Linked DNA regions of Homo sapiens: region 1 is linked to region 2. A link is an interaction called in ENCODE POLR2A ChIA-PET data of the cell type or tissue named here. Cell type or tissue: IMR-90. All regions are shown on one strand. Each heading gives the region's core, and the rest is flanking DNA. Links, peaks and the distances in the headings are about the cores only. Region 1 has its middle 68 kb from the start of MAMDC2. Region 2 overlaps KLF9 (KLF transcription factor 9).

Region 1 (5,382 bases), core at 231-5,230, 430 kb before region 2:
TAGTAGCTGGGATTACAGGCATCTGCCACCACGCCTGGCTAATTTTTTGTATTTTTAGTAGAGTTGGGGTTTCACCATGTTGGCCAGGCTAGTCTCGAACTCCTGACCTCAGGTGATCCACCCACCTCGGCCTCCCAAAGTGCTGGGATTATAGGCACGAGCCCCTGTGCTGGGACACAGAGCTGTTTTTATCAGATAAGCTTTTACTGAGCGCTTACTGTGTGCCAGGTACTCTCCTAGGACCCAAGGACAAAAAGATTAGTAAGACAGTCCCTGTCTCTTCAGGACTTATAGTCCCAGGGTGGGGTATGGAACTGGACTGATTTAAATGGACAGAGAAGTGCGAGAGGCAGGGAGGTGGTTTATGCCTGGAGAGACTTCTACTCTAGTGGGGAGAGAGACTGAAATACACCCCCCACCGCCGACCTCCGACACACCCCAAACACAGGAATCATGTTGAAACAAGGATGGATTTTGATATAAATGAGGGTTTTTTGTTGTCGTTGTTGTTGTCTTTTGAGGCAGAGTTTCACTCTTGTTGCCCAGGCTGGAGTGCAATGGCGTGATCTCAGCTCACTCCAACCTCTGCCTCCCGGGTTCAAGCGATTCTCCTGCCTCAGCCTCCTGAGTAGCTGGGATTACAGGTGCCCACCACCACACCTAGCTAGTTTTTGTATTTTTAGTAGAGACGGGGTCTCTATTTGAGACCCCGAGGTCAGGCTTGTCTCGAACTCCTGACCTTAGGCGAGCCACCCACCTCGGCCTCCCAAAGTGCTGGGATTACAGGCGTGAGCCACCACACCCGGCAAATCATGGGTCTTAAGCCAAGTTTTGTTTGATGTAAAAAGAGGTGAGAATTCCAAAGATGAAGAGGCCCTCATTGTGTGGAGAGACAGATGCTGGGCTACAGCTCAGGGCACTGCAGTGTTCATGCCAGCTTGACCACTAGCTGACTGTGTGAGTATCTGTATTTCTCTGGGCCTCAGTTTCACCGATTTCAAAGGTAGAGAAGTGGTGTAGATAATCTCTGTGGCCCTTTGAGGTTTGTACAAGTTGCTTTTCCTACCATGGAGTAACATGGAATTGGGAGGGAAGAGAACCATAAAGCTTCTTCAGATGTTTTATAGGCTTTTTCTTGTGGAGGTTGTAGGACTGAAGGGATGTTCATGTACGTGGCTGGGGCAGGGGAAGGGGGATGAAACTTCACATATACCATCAACATTTGACTAAATGATCCAGTTTCTGCCACCCACTGCCCAGGTATGACATGTTTGTGCCTAAGACTGAGACAGAGGCCATGGAAACAAGGGCGTAGGGGGATCATATTAGGGAAATACAGCATTTGGAGAGAATAATTCATCATACTTATTGTAGTGTTCATAGAGGCAAAGCAGGGAGCAGAAGATGAACATGTCCTTAAGTGGCTGGAGCTCAGAGCCGACTCTGATCACAGGGTGTTGCCTCCACCTTTCCACTCCTTCAGTTTTGCCAGACTCACCTTCTCTCCCTGCATCACCTCTCAGCGTCCAGTCATTCTTTATTCTCTTAGTCTTTCAGTCCTTTTCTGACTCACCTAACATCCTATCAATTCTGAACACCAAGCCAGTCATGGCCCTGCTCCCACCAGCCCGCAAATGGGTGGCCTCTTGGCCTTCCCACCCTGTCTTTCACATCAGTGAGAACTCATCGGATTCCTCCATCCCTGACGTAGGTTACCTCATCCTTCTTTTTTGAACCCTATTTCTTGGAAAATTCTGTGTCTTCTTTTTATCTCAGCCCAAATCCCTGTAGTCATGGCTAGTTCCTGACACCTGCTCCTTTAACAATCCTGTATATCTTGCAACTTTGTCTCTCTTTATTGACATTTTCCAAATGATACATTTTCCCAAGTCTCTTTTTATTAAAAATAAAACAAACAAAAATGACTTTTTTTGGCTTGGGTTTAATAAACAGAGTAATGGTAATTTTAAAAAATGAATAAATTTAGTATTTTAACCCAGTCTCATGGTTGTTGTTGCAACTTGGTGAAACAGAACTTTGGATCTGGTTATGGAATGGAAGGACATATTTTGAATAGGAACCCCAACTCATATGGGCTTCATATTAAGAGGAACTGAAAATCCAAAGGAAGGCCGGCCAAAGGGAACCCTTGGTTTTATAGCTCAATGATGTTATCAAGAACCTGATTGCTTTCATTTTTTTGTTTCCCCTTCCATGGTGTCGACTTCATCTAAAACGAAATTTTCTTGTGGTCCTAAGATGGCTACAAGCAGCTCTATGGGCTTCCTGTTCTCCTCAGAGGCAAGAGAAGCTCCCTCCCAACATCCCCAGCAGGAGTCCTGAGGTTTTCTCTAAGTAGTCTGACTGAAGTTATGCGCTCACTGCTGAACTAATCACTGTGGTTATGGAGCAAATGTCATGGTTGCCATAATCTCGGCCACATGCTCTACTGCCAGAGCTGGAGTGCAGTTTAGGTCCCTGAAACTACATGGTTCCCCTAAACTAAGTCAGAGGGTTTGTCCTTTACTCATGTACTTCCAGGACCTGAAGGTTGGTTTGGACCCCACTTACTGACACATCTCTAGATCCATGTCTAGCTGGTGCTCTAAGCTTTCTCAGCCCCAGCCCTCCCACTCAACTTGAACACTAGATATTAACAAAGTGCCAGGTGGAAAACTCCAGAATTGTGCATGGCAGCATGTGTGCAGAGATGAAAAGACACAGAGAAGTGAGGAGGGGTGAGGACTGTTTGGTCCTATAATAGTGATGCGGTGATATCATGACTTTAAACTCTCCAAACATCTGCTGGGAGGCTCCTACTGCTAAAAGTGGAACAGCTGATTAGAGGACAAAGGGAATCGAGCTTCCACTTAATTCTGACCAAAAGGAAAGGCCAGTTGGTGAAACAGAAGGTATGGGAAGCATGGGAGGAAATGACTGATTCACCTTGGAATTTGTAATAGCAGAGAAACGGACAAATGGGCATGTTCAGACACATCCATTGGATTTTTTTTTTTTTTTTTTTAGTCTAAGAAAGGCGAAGTGAGCCCATAGTCAGTTTCTAAAAGGGACTATCACTTAAGAAGGATAAGTAGCTTTAGAAAAGAAATGCCTACTCTGTAATCTTGGGTTATTCTAATGAGAAGTTCACTGAGGAAACATTAAAGAAACTGAGTGTGTTTAGGGTACAACCAAACCCAGATTTAGAAGGAACAGAAACAGCCGGCTTGATGGCTCATGCCTGTAATCCCAGCACTTTGGGAGAATGAGGCGGGAGGACCACCTGAGGTCAGGAGTTAGAGACCAGCCTGACCAACATGGAGAAACCCTGTCTCTACTAAAAATACAAAATTAGCCAGGCGTGGTGGTGCATGCCTGTAATCCCAGCTACTCGGGAGGCTGAGGCAGGAGAATCGCTTGAATCCAGGAGGCAGAGGTTGCGGTGAGCCGAGATCATGCCACCGCACTCCAGCCTGGGCAACAAGAGCAAAACTCCGTCTCAAAAAAAAAAAAAAAAAGAAAAAAGAAAAAAGAAAAAAGAAAAAATTAAAGAAAGAACAGAAACAGAATCTGGGAGGAAAGCCACACGTAGTGAAGGCTGAGTGTAACATGTGTCATTCATGGCTGAGTGACACAAATCTGTGCAGACGCAGCATCCCAAAGGCTAATTGTAGATAAGTTGACACTTGTATCTTTTGTAGAGATGAGGTTTCGCCATGTTGCCCAGGCTGGTCTCAAATTCCTGGGCTCAAGTGGAAAATGATTGCAAAGAGGGAAGGCACCCAAGATGGAGCTGGGCACCTTCTAATTTTAGAAGGGGTGTTATAGTAAGCACAAACTTAGTATTAAATTGCCAGTAAAATTTTTGATTAGATTACTAAACAAGTGGGTGGTTTTCAAGCACTTAGAAAAGTAGATAATCACCAGAAACACGTGTAGATAAACCAAGAATTATCTCCAAATAAGGTGACTTGGGTTTAAAGTCATTAGGCTTATTATCAGGAATATATCTGTATCCTGCAAATAAAAAATTTAACAAATCTTTAAATAAAACATCCTATGATAATTATGCAGGCAAGATAAACAAACATAGGCTGGATCATCAACAATTTATATGGCTGTTGATTTAATGCATCACAGCCATTTTGAGAAAAAAGTAGTCTTCCCTGCTATCTTTGGCAAAATACTATTAAGATACTTTTAATTAAACAACATAGATGGCTAGGTAAATAATATCTTTATTAGATTTGTGGATAAGACCATGTTATTATGTGAGTAAAATGAATTAGTATTTTAAAGATCTTCCCAGGTTGGAGAAAAATGGACAGAAGCTAGTAAGGTAAAGTTGAAAAGGGACTTATGCAAAGTTTGGCATTAGGTTAAAATAAAATTGCAACAGTACTGTATAGCAGCATAGAATGACAGGAATTCTGATTTCGGAACAAAACTATACTTGGCAATTTTAGTTGATGATGAATGGCATTTGAATTAGGAAGAGTGTAGTCTAACTACAATTTAACCTTGGGTTGCATTTTTGGAAGCCAGGCCTTCAGATCTGCCCTGGTCCGCCTGCTGCTGGAGTTGATGCCCAGTTTTGTTCAGTACACAACATGGTGTAATCTGACGGGTGCTGGAAGCCATATCTGCGATTATGGGTCCAGGAGATATAAACACGCAGGATGTCTTCCAGGGCCAATGAACAGACCTACTGGTGAGAAGAGAGGGCTCTTATTGGAGAATATGTGAGAAAACCATATTGGCAGGATGGGCAGAGGCAGATGGTAAGGCTAGGCTCTTGAATTCCCAGTCTAAAGATTGTGAGCCTTACCTCTTAGACAACACAGAGGTTCCAAGCACTCATAAGTGGGATGAGAGAGTGGATGAGAGTTGTACTTTGGAGGATAGATCTGAGATTTTAAATGTTATGGAGGCAATGCAATGGAAAGTCGTGGACTGGGTGGATAAGTGTTTAGGATCTGAAACCAGGACTGGGACAGAATGCTGGTCTTCAATTTCCTGGGCATTTAACTTTGGGCATGATTCTTTACCTCTCTGTGCCTCTGTTTTCTCATCTGTAAAATGTGGATAATAATATTATCTACCTTATTAAGTTGTGAGGAGGATTAAATACATTAAATATATATGAAGTGGGGCCAGGTACAGTGACTCATGCCTGTAATCCTAGCACTTTGGGAGGCCAAGGCAGGTGGATCACCCGAGGTCAGGAGTTCAAGACCAGCCTGACCAACATGGAGAAAACCTGTCTCTACTAAAAATACAAAATTAGCCAGGAGTGGTGGCGCAGGCCTGTAATCCTAGCTACTTGGGAGGCTGAGGCAGAAGAATTGCTTGAACCCAGGAGGCAGAGGTTGTGGTGAGCTG
Region 2 (5,382 bases), core at 179-5,178:
TCTAAACAAAAATTCTAGGAATCAAGGGCTTCTGGAACACACACATAAATTCTTTATTTTTAATTATAATGGTGTGCTAAATGATTTAAACACCTCATCTGAATTAAGCTTCATAACAACTTCATAAATATATAATTACTGAGCTCCATTTTACAGATGAGAAACCTGAGGCTCAGAGAAGGTAAGTAGAGCCTGAGTTGTCATAAATAGAATGGTGGAGACAGGATTCAAAAACCCATGTCAGAAGGACCCAAAAGCCTGTGCTCTGACGACTCTATCTACTGTCTCTGTACTGAAGGTAAAGGCCCCCTCACATTCCAGTTCCTCAGTTTGACTGTTCAATATGAAATAGGTCAGGCCTTACTCTTCATTTCTAACTGCCTGTCTTATGAAAGCTAGCTCTCTGGAAGACAGAGATGGTGAAACATTTTCTTCTCCCTCTATTTCTTTGGGCCAAGATGATCTGTAATTTTGCTCCCGGTTCTAAAATGTCCAAAACTCCCAAGAGAGACTTTTGTGTTTTTGACCATTGCCTATTCCACTGGTTCCCACTTTGGTTCAAGTCAGGCCCTTTGGGAGATACTCCCTTCCACAAGGACGGAGGCTCAGCTTGGAAAAATGTTCAAACTTCATTGAATACATAACACCACTGACTGCATTTCAAATCCTTGTCACTAATTTTGTATGGCTTAAGCTCCCGTCTCTTACTTTAATCTATTTAAATAAATGTCCTCACTTTTTAAAAAGACTCAATCTGGCCAGTTAAGGATTGGCCTTTCTCCTGTTCAAATTCTCCTAGATTCCTTTCTCCTGTTCAAATTTGTGATCATTCTCAGTTTCATTAAAAAATAAACAAATTCAAAGGCCCAGCAGCAGCAGCTCTGGCTTAGATCGTGAGCAAACTGGTTCTCTCAGCTCTAGAACCTTTAGATTTCAGATCCAGGTTCTTCAATTCTCATCTCAGGATTCCAAAGTCAATTATACCACACTAGAAACTGAGATTAAAAGAGAAGGCTTCGGGCACACCATCAAAAAGGCTTTGGACACACATGGCAATGAATGGCCTTGGAAGGTCCCATGTATTTAAAAAAAAAATGGGTGCTTCTCACTCCCTCAGGGGGGATCACATTCTTATGAATAATAATGTTAGTCCTATTATTTGCTGAGGGGACTGCTTGACACTGGGATAAAACAAATGTTTACTCGTGGCCTTAATGCATCAAAAAGGTATTAAAGTTTCAGGACGATTCCAGGTAGGGAGTGGTAGGAAACCTCTCAGCAGCTCTGCCTTGGGCTGTTAAAGAGAGTGCTGCTCCCATAAAAAGGGCATAGGCCACCCCAGCTCACTCCACCTCTGCCCTTTCACTTGGTTAATTCCATGAAGCAGCCCTTTAAACTAAGGTGAAAAAGAAAAATGTTAACCATAGACTGAAGTCCCAGGAGAGCAAGTGGGGGGAAAGAATTCAAATGAAAGTACTGCAAAGAATTCAAAATGAAGGAAAAATTCCTAGGCACCCGCAGAGCCAAGCTTGAAGCTAGGGGCTTTAGCATTTTCTGCTGACAAATGCTTCCAACTACCTAGTACCCTCATGAGCTGGTGAGGCTCTGGGAGATTACACAGTATGACCACTCACATGCTAGTCAAGGCAGATAGGCAGCTTTTGAAACCTGGTGGTGTGCTTCAAAGCCCTTCAAGTCCCCCCAAAACATTTCAAGAGAACAATCCCCATCTCTCTGAGAAAGGGTGGGGATGTGCTTTCTTAAAGACAAAATGATGGATGTGATGACCTCCCAAGGTCACTTCCAACCTCCAAGTGCTATTCTTTTGATACTAACAACTGCTGCCACCAAGTGCTCTGAGTTAGGCCTAGGCCTGTGACTAACTTTCAACAAAAAGTGGGGCGGAGAAAGAGAGCCAGGATTGCTCAAAGACCACTGAAAGAGGATCTCACTTCTTTCCCTTTTTAACCATCTGTGGGGTTTTTTTCTTCGTCTTCCTTTTGCCCCTCCTTTCTGCGTGTGTTGCATAGAAACAGAAAGTGCCTTTGTACCAATTACTAGGCACTAATTTACGCTCTTCAGTGGGCGCTGGGCTTGCTGGAGAAACATTAGGAAAAGGTGGGAGGGTCGGATGTGGGGGAGGATTCTAGCAGTGGAGGAAGGAATGGCATGCTACAAGCTTTTTCTCCAAGCCTGAGAACAGCCAAAGGGAAAGAGAGAGAGAGAGAGAAAAAAAAAAAAAGAACACGGAAGATTTGGAAGTCAAGACTAACAAATGCGACAAAGCTTTTTTTTTTTTTAATGAAGAATGCTAATGATCATAAGGCATTCAGAAATCAAACTGATGGGATAGAAAGCAGGCTCCAACTAGAGCATGTCAGATTGTTTTAGGGGCTTCTGAAAGAGTGAAGACTGGGAAATCATCCGCCCACTTTTCTTCTCAATGAACTTACTAAGGAAAACCATTGTCAGCCATTTTCCCAATATGTCATATGATGTTTCTCCCTGGGAAGTTCAATCTGGGAATTTCCCACAGATGTTGCAGAATGACTAGTCCTTGGGATAAGCGTCAACAATTGAGACAGGAATGTAAATCTGACCCTCATGTTCAGAATCCAAGAATTCATTTCCCTGAATCCAAGAATTCATTTCCCTCAGCTTACATCTTTGTGTCTGAAGGTAATGGGGTGTCACCATCCAAGTGGCACTGTATTTACTCTGGTACCTCCCTCTCTCACCCAGGAACCCACTTATACCCCTCCCCTCTCTCTTCTCACCACGCACAGAAGATGTGAGAGGAAAATCAAGGGAAACAGTGTGCGTACTCTGTAATTTGACTCCACTTATGTTTTCTATCGTGAAACTGTAATCTTGCCAGCAGAAGATTCTCAGAGGCCCCCCGACTGTCTTTGCTAGGGCAGATAGATGGAGGATGACACAGGACAAATGGGAAATGAGGAAAGAAAGGCAACTGGGTGGCTCCTACCTTGTGACTAGCAATAAGAGCTATAGGGTCCTAACAGCCTCCAGCCCCAGGGTCAGATTTCTGCAGAGAGCTTGGGCTGGGGGCTGAAGAACAGTCTGGGCATCTTTCACTTGATTCAAGGGAGTTTTACCCTCTTGTCTAAAACCCAGAAACAAACCCTATAGCAAACCCTTGCAGCCTTAGAAACCCATCCTCTATAGCTAGAAGCCATGTGTATGCAGCCTTTTGCATAGATTGTTATTCTTCCCTAACAGGATACTTGATATCACTCCTATTGCTGAGTGGGGTGAGGCAGTATCATCTCCCAGGGGGCAAAAATTGGTTCTGTGACAGGTGAAAAAAGTCTTAGCTATTACAACGATTTGTCGCCTTCGGAATGGGGCATAGTCCATAAACAGCTCAAGTGTATCTGTGGAATTAAAATGTAATGGGGGAGGCCAGGCGCAGTGGCTCACACCTGTAATCCCAGAACTTTGTGAGGCCGAGGTGAGCAGATCACTTGAAGTCAGGAGTTCGAGACTAGCCCGGCCAACATGGTGAAACCCTGTCTCTACTAAAAATGCAAAAAATTAGCCGAGTGTGGTGGCACACACCCATAATCCCAGCTACTCTGGAGGCTGAGGCAGGAGGATCAGTAATGGAGGGGACAATTATGGAAAAAGGGTAGAGAAACAGTTACCTGTGCAAGCCCCACTCAGGCCTAGTTGTACATCTATGTTGGATGAAGCAAGTTGGGTTATGAAATGCCATTCCACATCACTCTGGGGAGCCCTCTGGAAAGAAGAATGGGGTAGAGAGAATGTGTCCCTAAGGATCCAGGTACAGGGCTTCCGTTCCACTCATGAAGAGAAGAGATGGTGGTAAGGGCTGGGCAGGGCCTACTTAATGGGCAGCCCAGTGAGCTAAGGCCCCTTAGTCTAGGGCAAGGCCTTGCTCTGTCCCTAAGGCCCCACCTCCCAGGCAATGAAGTGAGTTTTTCCTGATACCTCCGATGACATCAGACTCTCCTTGACCAAACAGTTGACTCCAAAACCTTTTACAGTAATTAAGGGAGAAGAGTGCAAGAAGCTCAGGGCAACCTCATGCCTTTAAGCAAAATTCCCACCTAAGTTAGAGTTGGCTAGTGATGGACATTCCTAGAGGGACCAAAAAAATCTGTTTTCCATATTGGAGGACAACTTCTACTACAGAGGCTATCCAGGTCCCTCACACCAAGTATGCCAAGGATCCCAAGAATGTGTTCGAAGAGGCTAAGGAGCAGAAGCCGCCACTCCGGGCTTTTGTAGCCCCCACCTCTCCTGGTTTTTTATGTGAGCCTCCTTTTGCACTATATATATATATGTGTATATATATATACACATATATGTATATATATATATGTGTATATATATATACATATATGTGTATATATATGTGTATATATATACACATATATGTATATATATGTGTATATATATACATATATGTATATATGTATACATATATATGTATATGTATATATATACACATATATGTATATATATGTATACATATACATGTATATGTATATATATATACATATATGTATATATATATACTGAAAAATATTTTTTCATAGAACTGGGGTGTCATGGTTGGAATTTGGGGTTTTCTGATCTTCAGAATCCTATAACCAGTGTTATCAAACTCAACCCATTGTCACCACTTGGCGATAGCTGACTTAAGCCCCTCCAAAAAGAGAATAAGATGGCACCTGGCACAGAAACAAGGCCTAAGGTTTCTGTCATCCAGATATCAACCCAGCATGATTCAACATCAGCCTGTTCTGATGACTTCCGAGCTGGAATTAGAATGTAGTTGTTTCCTTATAACACTGCCTTTACCACCCGCCCCCCAAAATCTGCCCATACTCTATGTGAAAGGTATCCACAAAGTCAGGAGACTTAGGATAAACTTCATGTTAATTACATTTTCAAATAATATGCTTGATATATTTTCATATAAAATACTCTAATAGTTCTAAAATTAATCTGAAACAGTACAAATAAATACATCATAAAGTGTCCAAAAAGTCTGGAAACAGGAAAAATAGTATATTTGTTGCATCTTTTGTTTTCTTTAGATTAACAATGGATCCACTGCTTAAACTTTAGAGGTATGTCACCTGAAAAGATCTGGTCTGGTTGAAGAAAAACAAACTGAACATACTATTTGAAAATGTAAATTAACATACTGCTTAAAAATAAGTTTATCCAGTGTTTCCTGATTTTTAAGGTGACGTTCTGTACATTATACACAAACCACAGGACCCAGCATTTCTCAAGGGGTTACTGTGTGTGGAACCCTACCAAGTGCTTTATAGATGTTATCTTTGCACAAGAACCTGTGACTTGAGGATAGTAGCCCTACCTTGTGGA

Evidence for each region. Peaks named below come from ENCODE experiments on the same cell type or tissue, not always from the same donor. Only the 100,000 strongest peaks of a DNase experiment are listed, where the experiment ranks them.
Region 1: POLR2A ChIA-PET joins it to region 2 with 11 read pairs; 5 of 35 experiments call an interaction of 5 or more read pairs at or near these places.

The regions. Positions count from the first base shown.
Region 1 is chr9:69,973,487-69,978,868 of GRCh38, forward strand. No RefSeq gene overlaps it. Among named protein-coding and RNA genes, the nearest start is that of MAMDC2, 68 kb to the right of the region's middle. In IMR-90, for the core only: no CTCF peak of the experiment used is centred there; a DNase peak (open chromatin) is centred at 2,895; H3K27ac peaks cover 1,406 bases.
Region 2 is chr9:70,404,671-70,410,052 of GRCh38, forward strand. The region is part of intron 1 of KLF9 (KLF transcription factor 9); the gene reads right to left. LOC124900273 (a long non-coding RNA gene) reads right to left here. Exons shown (of 2, transcript XR_007061576.1): 2 at 1-3,759. Among named protein-coding and RNA genes, the nearest start is that of KLF9-DT, 6.8 kb to the right of the region's middle. In IMR-90, for the core only: no CTCF peak of the experiment used is centred there; DNase peaks (open chromatin) are centred at 1,901 and 2,631; H3K4me3 peaks cover 504 bases; H3K27ac peaks cover 2,344 bases.